2 separate regions of the Homo sapiens genome follow, and region 1 is linked to region 2. The links are chromatin loops, found by intact Hi-C in ENCODE. Cell type or tissue: PC-3. All regions are shown on one strand. Each heading gives the region's core, and the rest is flanking DNA. Links, peaks and the distances in the headings are about the cores only.

Region 1 (5,379 bases), core at 238-5,237, 53 kb after region 2:
ACTTTGAGAGCTTCTGAGCCAAAGCTAAGAGAATATAAAATGTCAGTCATCAAACACTTTGAGAGCATATGTTTTAGATACAGATCTGTAGGGAAACAAAACCATATCAGATACAGATTCTGCCATCAGTGAATTTACAGATTAAGGGTCCAAAAATGTAATTCACATTAAGCAATAGACAAAGTTAAATTCTAAAGTGCAGGCAGAGATTTACACATAAGGATATTTTAGCATAATTACAATAATGAAAAGTTGGAACTAAGATAAATTTTAGAAATGGAAGATAACTTATTTAAGAAATATCTATATGATGGAATATCATCCACATATGAAAAATCCTTTCAGATAAAAAACCTAATAGCTTTTTAATATTTGAGACACTTTAAGACATATACAGTGATGTTTAACTTGATTCAATATAGACAAATAGTAATCCACCCAAAGTCTGACTCTTGTTTGGTGAAATGTGGCCCATTAAATCATGAGTCTCCCCAGTTTCCTACAGAGTTGATAAGAATGAGGACACTGTCCTAGGCTTCATCATTGTTTTTGTCTTTGCTATTGGTACAGAGCTTAAGAGATACAGTAGGCATGTCAGAGCCAGTATCAGCTGGAGCAGGGCTCCTCACCATGCCTGCGGCATGCACTTCCTCCATCTCTGCCTGCTCGGAACATATTCGGTTTTGCTAGTGGCATTTCAGAGAGAATAAATAGAACCTCATATATAATGAGATGTGATCTATTCGTCGTCAGCAGAATCCTAGTGCTGCTGCAGCTGCCTCTGTGGCTTTGAGCAAACAAGCCTTTGGAGTAATGGGGCTCGCGTGTGTGTGTGTGTGTATCGGGGGGTTACTGGGGACTAGGGAAGGTGAGGGAAAAGTAATAGAGTAAGGGGCTATCAGTGATAGAAAATTTGTAGCAAAATGAGTTTTGGTTTCTGCTCTAGTTTACAAAAAGGGACCAGTAATACCCCTGGCCCCCTTTTTAAAAATAACCCCTTGGTCGTCAGGCACTCTTCCTAGAGTTGCACTTGTCCTCAGACCCTCTAGGTATGAGCCACCTCTTTCCTGCCCTAGAAAGACAAAGTGAAGTTATCATCACTGATAGACATGCTCATCCCAGCCTCAATGCCAACCTAAAATGAACATGCTTGGCAGCATTCCAGCAAATTCCATCAAAAAGTTTAAGACATTTTTGACGTTTGATTCCGACTCCAAGACTTGACTTTACGTGAAGAATTCATACTACTTTAACTGGATATTTTGATCCATTAAAAAAATTAGAAATGGCTTTAGAGTATATTAATGTCTAGTGCCAAGTCTGTGTTTTCTATGATTTCTATTTGTGTGGTTGCCCTTGTACAGAGACTTCTGTGAATTTGCCATTGTTAGCTTTTCTTAGTGGGTACAAGAGCCCCGAACTCTTGGCTCCATTATGACTGAGTCTGAATTTCTTATTTCCTCGTATGTCAGTAGCCAAACACTTCAATAGATGGAGGTGAATATATAAATGAAAATTTTGGTTTAGGTTCCAATTTGTGGACCTAAAATATCCTCATAGCATTTCTTTGCCTTCTGTTGGTTTATGTTCAGTTTCTATACCTATAAAAATGTGTCTCTATGTTAACAATAAAAGTTTAGGTCTGTAGAACCCTTCACAGTCTTTCTCACACACGGGGAAAGACCTTCAGAGCAAAGAAAGGCACATGTTAATACCTTCCTTTCCAGATGAGGAAATTGGGGTTCAGAGAAGGTGACTTGTGCCCTCCTGCTATGGGGGTGGCACTGGAGACGGCCAAATTCATTTCTCATTCAGGGTCCTGCCTCTTCACCATTCACTTATCCTCTCCCAAATGCGTAGTATATATAAAGTACACAGTGATCTGCAAACCGCTTCAAACAGGAACAGTTAGACCCATCCGTTCATTAATATTTCAAAATATTTGACTACAGATGTTTCTCATTCAGCAGTGTGTTCAAAAAGTGGGTTCAGCAAGCCAGACAGAAATCTAAAATAGGAATTACACTGTGTGGTGGTGGAAAACAGACACGTTGTCAATAGCCCAGGGACAGATGAAGCACTCTTTCCGCTTGCGAGCTCAGCTGTTGGGAGGCACTGAAACACTGTAAAAACTCTGCTTTCATCTCATCAGTTGCTTGGTAGAAAATGAAAGCCTAGTCAGAAGAGTTTTCCTGACCTAAACCCAAATTCTGCAGATGTCATAGCCATGACTTGATGGCAGGACTGAAATCATCTTAAGTGGTAAGATTTATGCTTTGTACAGCTATGAAAATGTCCCAAATTGTGATGCCCTGTGATAAAAAGTTTTCCTCTGGTTTCTGTTTCAGTGTTTAAATGGGTGAGAAGAACATTAATTGCCCTCGTTCAGGTCACTTTTGGAAGAACCATCAACAAGTGAGTTGTATGAAATTAATATTTGGATCCATGCCCTACTCTTTTGCCTTGACAGTCAAATTACCTTATGATCTAGCAGCCAGTCATTTAACTGAAAGTCTTTAATTTTCTCTCACTTTTCGTTTCTGATATGATTCTAAGATTGGATAGGAGAGTCGATTTCTAAAAGAATTTCTCCCACAGAATGCATATGGCAAGTTAGATAAGAAAAGCTTGAGCTACTTCCACACTCTGACTGGCGAGGGTCAGGAGGTTGTACTCTGTAGAGCTCCCCTTTAATCATGACGACGAGTTTGAGTATCTTGAGTAGAATGTTTTTATGTCAAATAATGAGAATCAGTTTAAGGTTCAGACTCTAAGCCAGAAGGCAAGTAGGATGAGCATCACATGGCAGGCGTTTACTTAGAGGAAAATACAGACCATGTATTAAGGTTTTCACAGTTGTGTAGCACTGAAGTGCTAACTCTTCTTGTTAGTTAATATCTGCGTATCCACTGGGGTGTGTGTGTGGCCCTGTCATCTAGCACTGTTACAAGCCATATGTCTATTCTAAACTATATTATATTATCCATATACATAAAGGCATTATATATGTATCCCAGTCTTTCACTGAGTGTTCTAATGTTGCTCATAAAAAGTGATCCACATTTTGATCATGCATTTATGAAAGCCCTGGGTTTGTTATTGAGAACTCAATTAATATAGTCAATTATTATTAGTTTCTAAGAAATTATTGGAATTTTTCATAACTGCAAAGTCATGTAGCCAATAGAAGTTGAATAGAATTATTTAGATCGGTTTAGGCCTGAAAGGGTGTCCTAGCGATTAGTCTCACTTCTCATTTTGTTGGTGAAGAAGTGGAACCAAAGAGATCAACTGCTTGTCTGAAGTCACCAGACCCGTTAGCTGACCTAACCTGGCCCCCTGGTCTGGTGCCTGCTTCATCTCTGTGCCTGGAATTTGGAAGTACTGTTATCAAGATCTTTTATATGGTAACTCTATACCCAGAATTGTTCACAAGATAAACATTATGATTTCCTGCAGAATAGGAATATGAGTCAACGTCTAGAAATTTAAAAAAAAATCACTTTTTTATATAACAAAATAAGTTTTAAGATGAAATTATCAGATTTTCCCAAGTGAAAGATTTAGTGGTCAGACATTTGTACAAGATTAGTATAATAGTTTTACCATATAAAGCTTATAAATTTTAATAGGAAACACTGTAAAGAACATTTGCTATTTTTTTATTGATTTGCCAATGAATATATTTTCCTTGTGGTCAGAAACAAAGTTTACTTCTACTTAAGATTTTAAAAAAAGAGTTTTAGTTGGCTGGGCACAGTGGCTCATGCCTATAATCCCAGCATTTTGGAAGGCTGAGACGGGCATATTGCTTCAGCCCAGAAGTTTACGACCAGCCTGGGCAACATGGTGAGACCCTGTCTCTACAGAAAATAAAAAAATTAGGTGTGGTAGTACACGCATGCCTGTGATTCCAGCTCCTCAGGAGGCTCAGGCGGGAGAACTGCTTGAGTCCAGGAGGTCAAGGCTGCCATGAGCCACTGCATTCCAGCCTGAATGAAACAGCAAGACCCTTTCTCAAAAAAAAAAAAAGTTTTAGTTGCCCGTCAGAGGCTTGTTTAGTTGACCTAAGTATCATAGGCTTTTGTTTTACTCAGAAAAAATGGCCTGTTTAATTTTTTGTTTTAGTCTAAGGCAAACAAATCTCTTTTGTATTGACAAGCCTTAGATAAAGAAATTCCCAAAAAAAGGCCAGGCGCGGTGGCTCACGTCTGTAATCCCAGCACTTTGGGAGGCCGGAGCAGGTGGATCACTTGATGTCAGGAGTTCGAGATCAGCCTGGCCAACATGACAAAACCCCATCTCTACTAAAAATACAAAAATTAGCTGGGCATGGTGGGTGCATGCACCTGTAATTAAAAGAAATTCCCAAAATGGCCTTCTTTTTCTCAGGACTCAGGACTTGCTAATCTATTTTCCTTTTCAGTGTCAGCAAATCATGCATGCTTTCATTGCTCCTATTTATGATATTGGCTGTTAATTATAAAATGAGCGGCTGCATGTTGTGAGTGGTGCATACATCGGGCAGTAATTTTCACAGGGATGGAGAAGAGGCACATGTAGAGGATTTCCAGGCTGTCCATTTCAGTGGGCTTTTTATCAAGTAGCGATCATGGCGCACATGGTTCTTTGCTGTTTTTGCCTTCAGCAGATGATGACTCATGACAGAATTCAGCAGCAGCACAGTGCGTGTCTCTTGCCTTGCAGTAACTACAATTTCACATGCTAGAATTGCTTCAAAAGCATCAGACAGGTTTCAGCTGATAGAAAGTCAGATCTAAATCAGTAGAAAATAACTTAGATGATGACCTTTATTAAGAGTCGCTTCCTAATCTCAAGTTGTAAACTGAAATTTTAGGAAGCTAGGCAGGCAGGTCAGCAGATTCTCTCTTAAACCACAAGTTCTGTTAAATCAATAAACTTATTTTATATGGTCTAGATTTGAATTGCACAGTTCCAAGAAAGAGAAGAGTCTAGGAGATACGCAGTTATAGATGGAGATAACAGTGTAGTTTGACTCATAGCAGTGACCGACTACTATGTGCAAAGTACTGGACTTGAAACATCTACTGCAGATGTTATTTCTGAAACCTTGTGTTGTCCATTTAAAATTCTGGTTGGAAGTCAGATTCTTAAAAGGCTTTTTAATATATTATTATTCATGAATTGAATTTGAAATTTGAGGTCTTTCTGGCACAAATAGTCTAAGATGATTCTTTTCCCCTTTTCAATGGAGAGGCTTTTCTCCTCCCAACCTCACAACTACTCTTGGGCTCTTTGAACTGTGTGTAGTAGTCTCTTGACAGCAGAGGACCTGTAACTGGTTAGAATGTGACCAATGACTGGCCGGGTGCGGTGGCTCACGCCTGTAATCCCAGC
Region 2 (5,379 bases), core at 144-5,143:
GTTCCAGTGATTCTCCTGCCTCAGCCTCCTGAGTAGCTGGGATTACAGGTGCCCGTCACCACATGCAGCTAATTTTTGTATATTTTGTGTGTGTGTGTTTTTTTTGTTTTTTTTTTTTTTTAGTAGAGACAGGGTTTCACTATGTTGGTTAGGCTGGTCTCGAACTCCGGACCTCAAGTGATCCACCCGCCTTGGCCTCCCAAAGTGCTGGGATTACATCATCAGACTTTTTATAATAAACTGGTAAATGCAAGTAAGAGTTTCCCTGAGTTCTGTGAGCTGTGGTAGTGAATTAATCAAACTCAAAGAGGGGGCTGTGGGAACCCTGACTTGAAGCTGGTTGGTCAGAAGTTCTGGAGGCCTAGACTTGCAACTAGTGTCTTGTAGGGGGGCAGTCTTGGGGACTGAACCCTCCCCCTGTGGGATCTGGCACTGTCTTTAAGTGGAGAGCACCAGAATTGAATTAGAGGACACCCAGCACTAGCTTGGTGTTTGGGGAAAAAACCTCCACACATTTGGTCACAGAAGTCTTTGGTATTGATTGTTGTGGTGTGAAAGCAAAGGAAAAATGCAGTTGGAGTTGGGTTTTCCTTGCAGTGCCCTTATAAAAGAGGCCTCAGAGACTGCCTTGCACCTTCTGCCATGTGAGGATGTGGTGCGGAGACGCCGACTCTGCCAGCACCTTGCTTGTGGACTTCCAGCCTCCAGAGCTGTGCGGAGTAAATGTCTGTTGTTCGAAAGCCATGCAGTCTGTGGTGTTCTGTTAGAGCCAACCACCTCTCAGGCTGTTTCCCTGCCATTGCCCCAAGGGCTCTTGCGAGGGTTCCTCCCTGCCCAGTCCTTGAACCTCCAGCACTACCTCCAGTGCCTGCTGTCCCTTCCCCACTGTCACCACCTGGCCCCCACTCATTCCCTGCCTGAAGGTCTGTGGGCTCGGGCACTTCCATTGCACTCACTATAGTCTCATGAGTTTATAACCAACTCTACTCACCCTCTCTCCCCAAGAAGAACTTTAGTCCTCGTAGACTCTAACACCTGCATTTTATAACAAATAAAGCTCATGTCCAGAGATGTTAAACAACTGACCTGGTTTGAATAGAGCTAGTTAGTCACACACAAATCCGAAACTTGAGCCCAAGTCTCCTGAGTTTCGTCCTGGGCTCCTGCTCACAACAAGCATTGTATGGGTCAGATCTGAGTTCCGGGTGTATATCTCAAATCTGCTCAGCTCACAGTGCTGATTTGGGAACGGGGTTCTGCTTGTAATTTTATATGTGGATTTAATTGCTATATTATTCCTTTAAAAACATATTGCAAGCCTGTTGGAGGGCCTTAAACCAAGGGGAGTGCTAGGAGTTCCAGCACCAAGACATTAAACGAAGGTGCAGGGCGTGGTGGCTCACGCCTGTAATCCCAGCACTTTGGGAGGCCGAGGTGGGTGGATCACGAGGTCAGGAGATCGAGACCATCCTGGCTTACGCAGTGAAACCCCGTCTCTACTAAAAATACAAAAAATTAGCCGGGCGTGGTGGTGGGCACCTGTAGTCCCAGCTACTTGGAAGGCTGAGGCAGGAGAATGGCATGAACCTGGGAGGCGGAGCTTGCAGTAATCTGAGATTGCACCACTGCACTTCAGCCTGGGCGACAGAGCGAGACTCTGTCTCAAAAAAAAAAAAAAAAAAAAAAAGCAAGGCAGGGCACACAGTGGGCACACCCTGGCCGGGCTGCACAAAGTCCATGTGTCTCTGTACTCTTCTCCATCATAAAGTGAGTGATTCCGCCATCAACTCCTGTACGATTTCTGCTATTCCTCAAATATACTCTCCACTGAAGTGGAGTGACACGTTAGACTATGAAATCTCAGGTGTTTAGAGTGGTAAGAGAAGCCCATTTGTTCTTTTCAAAAAAGGACATACCAGCCTCAGGTTGAAAAGTAAGGCAAATATTTTTTTGAGTTCCTTAGCAACTGTTGAGGTGATTTCTAGATAATTTTGAAGAAGTCTGTGATGATTGGTAACTACTGAGAATTGCTGCCAGCTTTGTGTTAAGAGGTCAAGTACCATTTCTCACTTCAAATCTTGACTAGTCCCTAAGTAAATATATACCTGTTTCTTGAACCCTTCCATCAAGAGGATTTAGTAAAACTTCTGTTTACTTATTTATATTTTAGAGACATGTTCTCACTCTGTCACCCAGGCTGGAACATAGAGACGTGATCATAGCTCACTGTAACCTCAAACTCCTGGCTTTAGTGATCACGGCTCACTGCAGCCTCGACCTGCTGGGCTCAAGTGATCCTTCTGCCTCAGCCTCCTGAGTAGCTAGGACTACAGGTGCATGCCACCACGCCTGGCTAATTTTTAAACTTATTTTGTTTTTTTGAGATGGAGTTTTGCTCTTGTTGCCCAGACTGGAGTGAAATGGCGCATCTCGGCTCACCTCAACCTCCACCTCCTGGGTTCAAGCAATTCCCCTGGCTCAGCCTCTCGAGTAGCTGGGATTACAGGCATGCGCCACCATGCCCGGCTAATTTAGTGTTTTTAGTAGAGAAGGGGTTTCTCCATGTTGATCAGACTGGTCTCCAACTCCCAGCCTCATGTGATCTGCCTGCCCCAGCCTCCCAAAGTGCTGGAATTACAGGCGTGAGCCACCACACCGGGCCTAAATTTTTTTTTATAGAGACAGAGTCTTGCTGTGTTGCCCAAGCTGGTTTTAAACTCCTGGCCTCAAGCCATCCTCCCACTTCAGCCCTGCACAGTGCTGGTATTACAGGCATGAGCCACCACATCCAGCCTAAAACTTTTATTTGAATATACAAGAAAGATTCAACAGCTGGTTAGTCTGTCAGTGCACATACAGTTGATTGGAGAACCAGCATTTTCTAGGGAGGAAGTCTCTATTCCATATGTCGATTGCCTGCATTTCACGAGAAGACCTGAGCATCCTGGGCAGAGGAGAGAAGAGAGCCCATGTTGAGGAGTGAGGGAAGGGGAAGGAGGGTGCGGCCTTGTCCTCTGTTTGCTCTAACCTTCTTGTTAGAGGAGCAGGTTGTACCTCTGTATCAGCACTGCTAAGTGGGGCCAGGTGGAGGGTAGGAGGTGGCAGTTTTGCTCCCCAGGGGACATGTGACAATAGTCTGGAGACATTTTTGGTTGTCGTCTTTGGGGGAAGGGATGCTACTGGCATCTAGTGGTAGAGGCTAGGCATGCTGCTAAACATCCTGCAGTACACAGGACAGCCCCCCACAGCTGAGAACTACCCTGTCCAAAATGTCAGTAGTGCTGAGGTTGAGAAACCCTGCCCTGTATTATCCATTAAATCCCTCAGTGAGTCTGCTGAGGATGCTGCCATTATGATATGCCCTGGAACATGATAGCATGTTATGAGGGAAGGAAAATATTCTACTGTTGGTGTTTTTCTTTTTTTATACCTGAAAAGCACAGTGGTGCCATTTTAATCCAGTTGTACTATTTCTGGAGTCATGAGTTTGCACTTTAAGTTACTTTGCTCTCTGCTGCCTCATTAGAAATAGCATCTAACAGTTGTCGTTAGATGTTGCTGTTTTTGTTTTACTGCAAGCCACTTCACTTGCTTAAGGAAGAATTATATCATGGGCAGGGGATTTATAGCGAAAAGCATTTCTGTGATGTTATTCGTAAGTCTGTTGTAATGTCTTTGTAGCCAAAAGGGTTTACCTAATGTCTAATATAAATGTCTTTTTCACCAAATGAACCCAAATTCACCCATTTCCTTTTGCTCTGATCTCAGTAGAACCTAGACTATCTAGACGGAAAAACAGTAAATATTTGAACTAATTGCTTTGGAATATTATAGGTTAGTGCGAAAGTAATCACTTTTTTTGCCATTAAAAGTAATGGCGAAACCCGTGATTACTTTTGCACTAACCTAACATCATGTGTGTGTTCATCTTGGCACCAGTTTAAAGACACACTGCCATCCGGTGTTTCACTGGCCACTTCTTTTTAAAGCTAGATTAAATGTTGTGTGATTAACCCAGTTTCTAACAATGCACAGTGTTACTACTTAACACTCTATAGAGAAACAGCCACATAACTCTGGCATGAGCTGGGTCACGGGGTGTTGTCACACACCCACTCGCCTATACTTTTCTTGATGTGAATATTTCTTGGATGAATGGGTTTTAAGGCCACAAAGAAATGTATTCATCTGCATCACTGGATTTACAAGGATTTTTGCATGCCAGCAGCATGGGATGCATGAGCTCCACGTTAGTCATTTAGCTCTGAATGTGGCATTCGCTTTCTGAGGCAAAAATAAACAGAACCATCTAAGCAACAAGCTGCTGTTGCATTTGTTAGCAACAAGCTTTGTGATCAGACAATGGCATTGTATGGCCCATTATCAAACAGAACGCATTCACGTGAGCAAGCCACATTTAAGCGGAGCACCAAAACATTCTTCCCAGCCTTGCAGCTGGGTTTTAGGGAAGGGTTATTCTCTTTCTTACTTCTCTTTGGAATTTTCTTCTAGGTTTTGTCCTTTTAGAAAGGCGTTTTAAGCTCTCTTTGGGTAAAAAGAATGTAATGGTTGGTAAATGGGTGTCAGTTTTCTCCTATATTTCTCTCTCTTTATTAACATGTTTTAACCCCAAATTAAAATTGAGGTCTAGGTTTGTTTTATAAATAAGAGGCAACTTTAGTCCCAGAATTTTTAGATTAACTTAAACATTATACACAAACTATGAAGTTTAAGGATATATATTTTAAAAGTAAAAGTTTTCTTGAAAAATTAGGTCTTCCAAGCTTGCATTTCCTTAGGTACACTCACAAAACATCTTAGTTTGCAATAGACTAATTTTGGGGCAAACTACATTTACCTTCATCCTCCCACAAAGGAGTCTCTGAAATACTATTTTTTTCCTGTTGAGATAAATGCTAAATTAGTGAGTTCTTTAGGCAGGTCCTGACTGTTGGCCAAGTATAACACAAGTTCAGAAACCATTATTGAAGTAAATGAAAATGGGATGAAAAGATGTCTGATAATACCTGACAGATCATCTTGAACAAGTCCATGTATTGACCTGAGGCCTGCCTGTGGCCCTTTGTGTTAAGTACCGGAAAAGCTGCTTCTGATAAAAACGTATTATGGTGCTGTGTCTAAGTTTTTTCAGCTAATTTTGCAGCCTCCCTGAGTGCTATGTTATACATTTGACTAATTGGGACCTGAGATGGGTAATGACCATCCTAGGGAACCGGATGGAGGTCTCCAGCTGGGAGGATGTGCAAACCATTACTTAGACTGCACTCGTGGGAACCAAGAGACAAAACACAAATGCTCTTTTATCATTGGTAGTTTCATATCTAAGCGAGGTATGTGCTGACTCACCTCCAGAGAGTG

What was found. Peaks named below come from ENCODE experiments on the same cell type or tissue, not always from the same donor. Only the 100,000 strongest peaks of a DNase experiment are listed, where the experiment ranks them.
Region 1: a loop joins it to region 2, with 8 times the contacts of the local background. A loop is called at or near these places in 4 of 110 quality-filtered maps.

The regions. Positions count from the first base shown.
Region 1 is chr4:185,355,323-185,360,701 of GRCh38, forward strand. It overlaps SNX25 (sorting nexin 25), which reads left to right. Exons shown (of 19, transcript NM_001378034.2): 16 at 2,349-2,415. Among named protein-coding and RNA genes, the nearest start is that of LRP2BP, 38 kb to the right of the region's middle. In PC-3, for the core only: no CTCF peak of the experiment used is centred there; no DNase peak of the experiment used is centred there; H3K27ac peaks cover 466 bases.
Region 2 is chr4:185,301,995-185,307,373 of GRCh38, forward strand. All of the region lies in intron 6 of SNX25 (sorting nexin 25), which reads left to right. Among named protein-coding and RNA genes, the nearest start is that of LRP2BP, 91 kb to the right of the region's middle. RefSeq lists enhancers at 134-634, 1,819-1,918, 2,807-2,996, 4,032-4,091, 4,177-4,677 and a silencer at 4,201-4,495. In PC-3, for the core only: a CTCF peak has its summit at 3,213 (motif pointing left); a DNase peak (open chromatin) is centred at 4,147; H3K4me3 peaks cover 837 bases; H3K27ac peaks cover 2,503 bases.